Linked DNA regions of Homo sapiens: region 1 is linked to region 2. A link is a loop called in an ENCODE intact Hi-C map of the cell type or tissue named here. Cell type or tissue: Caco-2. All regions are shown on one strand. Links, peaks and the distances in the headings refer to the core of each region. The heading gives the core; the rest is flanking DNA.

Region 1 (2,807 bases), core at 258-2,757, 200 kb before region 2:
CCATTGCTGTACCATGTTCCCAGATAAAAGTTAATTTGCAACTCCCAGGTCATTCTAGCAATTAGGAAGCTTCCGTGATCTGAAATACTGCTTTGGAATCTATGTCCTCCAAAGATGAACACCCATCTCCTACCCCTGACAATTTTAAGGATTCTCATCATAAGATGAATACTAGTATGTCCAAAATGAGACATACGATTTCTTATAATCTGAGTATATTCTTTCAACTGAAGTATGTTCTTTTAGATACTTTTATTTTCTTCATCATTGTCTTTTATGCATGATCTTCCTGGATTTTCCTTACTATCTTTTTGTTTTGTTTTGTTTTGTTTTGTCTGTGTAAATTATTTAACAATTCTCAGAGCCAAACCTTAAGCATGACTGTTTCCATTACCCATAGCACAAGTGACATACACATATGGTACTCTCCTGCTCCTCACATGCACCTTTCTTTCTGTATCTTCTTTTGTTTGATGTACTCTTACCCCTATTCTCTTTCATTCTCAACCTTCCTTCTCACTTTTCTGAGGCTTAACTTAATTTTGGGTAGTGGCAGCTCTTAGCAGTGATAAACCTCTTTAGTGACATACAGAGTGAAAACGACCAATTGTCCATGTTATGTACAGTAAGAAAGCTCGAAATCAACCAAATTGCTAAGTAAAAGATATTCATTTGGTCACCTTTCTTCTGAGTCAATATGGGAACTATTCTCAAGTAATTTTAACAACATACATACACAAAAAATGATATGATTGGCTTAAGGCAGGTCTGAAAGCCAGTGAGAAATTATATAATCTGCACAGCCGTTAGAAAGTTTAATACATGGCTCAAGAATAAAAATTTGTAAATAATAACAATAGCTAGCACTTACTGATTGCTTACCATGTGACATGTACATAAAGCACTTCACATGTATCATCTCACTTAATCATTCCTAAAACCCTGCAGACAGATATTGTTCATATCCTTATCTTACAGCTGTTAACACAGTAAATAAATGGTAGAAATGGGATCAGAGTCTAGTTGGACTCTAGAGCTCACACCATTGACCAATATAACATGCTACATAATGTTTATTAGTTTTAGCTTATGGTAAATAGTTCCTAATTTTAATTATAATGATTTGCTGCTGCTTTTGAATTCTCAAGTGACAAAAATCATGATTCCATAGCACATATATATAGATGGCACTTCTGGCATTAACTCTGTAATGACCATATGTCACCCCTAGGGGTCAGATATATTTTAAAAGGTGAAATTAGAAACATTTGGTATCCATTAGCTAAAGAGCAGCTCATCTACCTACAAACTCTGTCACATTGCTAAAATGACAGCTTAGAGCAGTATGCATGATGTGTTTCAGGTGGTCTTCTAAGAAGATCCTAAAATAAGATCACTAAAATAGGAAACCCTTGTCTGTAAAAGTTCTTTTTCGTTCTGGTGATCAAGTTTCCCTATATATTAATGGAAGAAAAAAGCAGCAAGGGTTTAGGCTTAAAAAAAATTTTGATTATGTAGTCATTTTCCTGAGTTGAATTTAAAAGTGGCTATTATAGGCAGAACAAGATTTTTTGCTTTTAGTTTGCATTTGAAAACAGTGGCAAAAAGTGAAGGACATAAGAGGGGAACAGGAGTCTCCCGATCAACTTTAGAAATATCTATAAAGTTACTTAAGAGATTAGGACAATGTTCTTTAACAGTTAGACTGTAAGCACATGGATTAAACTATGTCCCTATTGATGGGTGATTAGGATAGTTTAATCACATGATTATTACTAGGTTAAACAGAAGAAGCCGGTTAAATGTCACATAGTAGATTATGCCAGTAGTAATAGTTTTAATGACATGCATATAATTCTTTACTTGTACTTTTTGGTGCCTATGGAGTACTTGAAAACAACAAAACTAGTTTGGGAAAAAAGTAAATATTAGCACAAACATTTTTCTATATTCAATAAATGTTGTTTAGATACACTAATTGGCTCTAACAGAAAGAAACCATTCAAGTGATAATAGAAATATTGACAAAGGCATAATGTGATTACTTCAATGAATGCTAGGTAGCTGATGACATATACTTAGTGATTAAAAAAATCAAACTAATATGGACAACTCTTTCAGGAATCCATAAATCAATTAATCAAGTAGTTTCTGAATTGCTACTATGTGTAGAACATGGCATTAGGCTTGAAAGTAACATAAATACTTTTTCAAAGAGTATTATTTTGAAAAACAAAAAATACTATTTTGGGTCTTTTTTAATTTGAGGAAGGCTCTTTGCTCAGATAATATCTAATAAAGTATTAAGGTAAAAATAAAAAGTAAACAAAGTAAATTCCACACTTAAAGATAAGAATGTGATACATGGGCTGGGAGGGGTGGCTCACGCCTGTAATCCCAGCACTTTGGGAGGCTGAGGTGGGTGGATCACAAGGTCAGGAGTTCGAGACCAGCCTGACCAACACGGTGAAACCCCGTCTCTACGAAAAATACAAAAATTAGCCAGGCTTGGTGGTGCGCACCTGTGGTCCCAGCTACTCAGGAGGCTGAGGCTTAAAGAGAATCGCTTGAACCCATGAGGCAGAGGTTGCAGTGAGTCAAGATCATGCCACTGCACTCCAGCCTGGGCGACAGAGTGAGACGCTGTCTCAAAAAAAAAAAAAAAAAAAGGTAATATGTGATTCTACTATAAGATAAATAAATGGTACAGTATCTAGTGGTTTTAGAGTACAATAACTTTAAGCATTTTTTTCAGTGGAGAAGTACAGACAAACAATATTCACATAAGTTTATCAGCCATAAAACTA
Region 2 (2,807 bases), core at 67-2,566:
AATTTGTATTAGTCTAGTCAGGCTGCCATAACAAAACTGCATAGACTGGGTTGCTTAAACAAGATAAATTTATTTTCTCACAGCTCTTGAGGCTAGAAGTCCTACATCAAGGTCCAGCAGGGTTGGTTGGTTTCTGATAAGCGCTCTTTTCCTGGTTTGCAGATTTTTGCTTTCTCACCATGTCCTTACATGGTAAAGAGAAAGTGACCAGGAGAATGGCCTCTCTGGTGTCTCTTCTTACGAAGACACTAATCCTATGGGACCAAGGTCCCATCCTATGACCTCATTTAACCTTAATTACTTGCTTACTCCAAATGCAATCATATTGGGGTTAGGGTTTCAACATACAAATTGGAGGGACATAATTCAGTCAATAGCAATTAGAAAGGAAAGTATCAGGGGACTGTAATATGTTTAGGGACATTCGTATTATAATAGTCTTGATATTTTCCCCAATATCCTCTCATCTTAGAAGATGCATTACTTCAACAATGTGGTATGTTTATCCCTGCTTTCAAATAGAAAAGCCAATTTTGTCCCAAATTAGAGAAAGAAAGAAGCAGAGAAAGATGATGCAAAGGGTTTTTTGCACCTAGAGAGACAGACAGAACAGTCCACAAAAGAAACTACCCCACTTCTCACACCATTGTAAGTTCAGAGGATTCCCAAAACCATTCTCAGTTTCCATAATTTGCTGGAAAGACTCACAGAACTCACTGAAAGCTATTATATTCCCAGTTACAGTTTATTACAGGGAAAGGATATAGATTAACAGGAGCAAAGAAAAGGTGCACATAAGACAGAGACTAGGAGGGTACCAAACATGGAACTGCCATTGTCCTCTCCCCATGACGTCATGATCACGTCATTCTCCTGCTTTCTGTTTAACAATACACACAGAGTATGGCCAACTAGGAAGGCTCACAGAAGACAGAGTGTTCAGAGTTTTTCTTGGGACTCTGTTACTTAGGCATGAATGACTAATTGACTGCCCACATGGTTGAGGTCAGCCTCCAGGTTAACTGATATCACTTGACCAAAAGCCCCACCCTAAGTCACATAGTTAGTATTTCTGGCATGGGCAGCCCCCACCCAAAGACTGTAATAGACACAGCCAGCCCTGATCCTCAATCATACCATTAGTGTGGCCCAAGGCATTATCATCCGTAAAGTGAGGGCAAAGGCCAGACTTCTGTTTGGGCAAGATTATGTTTTTTACTAAATCGAGATAAGAGTAACCATTCAATAGTTCCTACTGCTTACAGAGGCAAGTCCAAGCTCCTCAGCAAACTATACAAGCCTTCTCTGCCCACCGCTTATGCACACACAGATAGCCATGACATGGCTCCTATTTCCTTCTTCAACTCCATCTCTCACTACAATCAAATTTTTTCCTCTACTAATTGCAAATTCCTTTTAGTTTTTACAAACATTAGACTGCTAATAGCTATTTCTTCTATCTAGAATGTCTTTCTGCTTTATTTTAAATGATCCATCCTTAAGTTCTCAACTTAGGGATAATTTTCTCCAACTCCAGGAAAAGCTTTACAACACTCCCATAGTATCCTATACATACTTCCATCTATCATAATACAAAACATTATACTAAAGTCTTACCTTCGTAGTAGACACCCAACCAGAAGGTTAATATCCTCAAATATGAAGTCTAGATTGCCTTATCACTAGGTATACATCTATTACTGATTCGAATAACTGAGAATCTGTTTTTTTTCCCTTATCTAGACCTTAGGCCTTTCCCTGCTCATTTATCTCTCCCGCTCTCCATCTCTTCTGAGACCAGAGTCTTATCCCCGTTCAGCCAATCCCTACTGAAAGAAATCCTTTCTTTTCTATCCCAACATCCTCTACCAGCCTGATCTGACCTTTCTTCCCATCAATTCTCAGATATGACCATTTAATCAAAGTATTCCAATTACAGCAGAGTGTATTAAACCAAATGGATCAAGATTATTAACAAAATTCCAAACTACTTAATTCCAGAGTCATTTCCATAGTACAGGCAAAAATGATGATATCAAGAAGAATGGGTAATTCAAATCAAGAGAGCATCTAATCTAACCATCAATCTTTTCACATTTTTTACTTGCCTCATCTTAGATTATACTCTTGGTCACAATTGTAGCTTGCTCCACATTTTATACAAGCACATAAAACTAAGCTATGCTTTGTAGAGGAAAGGGGTATCACTTGTATGCCTTCATTAACTTGGATATTTACTCTGAACTGTTCTTTTTTAATACAAATAGTGTGTCTCCTGAGCTACAAGTATCTTTTCTACTGTTTTCTTATACTTGATTACATATGATGGCAATAAGATTGGCAGGGAATAGGAATACTAGCTATATCCCAAGTAGCTAGTAGTTACACTGGTGGTTATAATCATCCCTATAAAGAGCCATTAAAGGGCCTTACAAGGGCCCAAATCCACAGTCTTAGTCTTGTTAGCACCTCTTTAACTTCTAAGCAAAGCAAAGCTTGGTCCATTATCAATCTAGACGATGATTAAATAAATATACAGAGAAAGAAGAGCCACGATGGCCAGCTAAAAGGAGGGAGGAAGAGCTTCTCCCATCGAGAGAACAGACCATCAAGATCACCAGTAAACTTCAAGCAAATCTTTGGGAGGAAGGCATTGAGAGTGAACAGAGAAAGGACGCAGACCCTGGGCTGAAGGAGGAGGAAGCTGGGAACTCAACACAGGGTTACTGAGCACCAGGATTCATTTCTGGCCTTGAGTGGCTCCCAGAGAAGGAGTGAGTTAAACAGGCGTGGAATGGCCTACTCTC

What was found. Peaks named below come from ENCODE experiments on the same cell type or tissue, not always from the same donor. Only the 100,000 strongest peaks of a DNase experiment are listed, where the experiment ranks them.
Region 1: it touches region 2 in a loop (4-fold over the local background); 2 of 110 quality-filtered maps call a loop at or near these places.

Annotation. Positions count from the first base shown.
Region 1 is chr5:93,897,964-93,900,770 of GRCh38, forward strand. All of the region lies in intron 6 of ARB2A (ARB2 cotranscriptional regulator A), which reads right to left. Among named protein-coding and RNA genes, the nearest start is that of POU5F2, 160 kb to the left of the region's middle. In Caco-2, for the core only: a CTCF peak has its summit at 1,244; no DNase peak of the experiment used is centred there.
Region 2 is chr5:94,094,129-94,096,935 of GRCh38, forward strand. All of the region lies in intron 1 of ARB2A (ARB2 cotranscriptional regulator A), which reads right to left. Among named protein-coding and RNA genes, the nearest start is that of ARB2A, 16 kb to the right of the region's middle. In Caco-2, for the core only: no CTCF peak of the experiment used is centred there; a DNase peak (open chromatin) is centred at 1,093.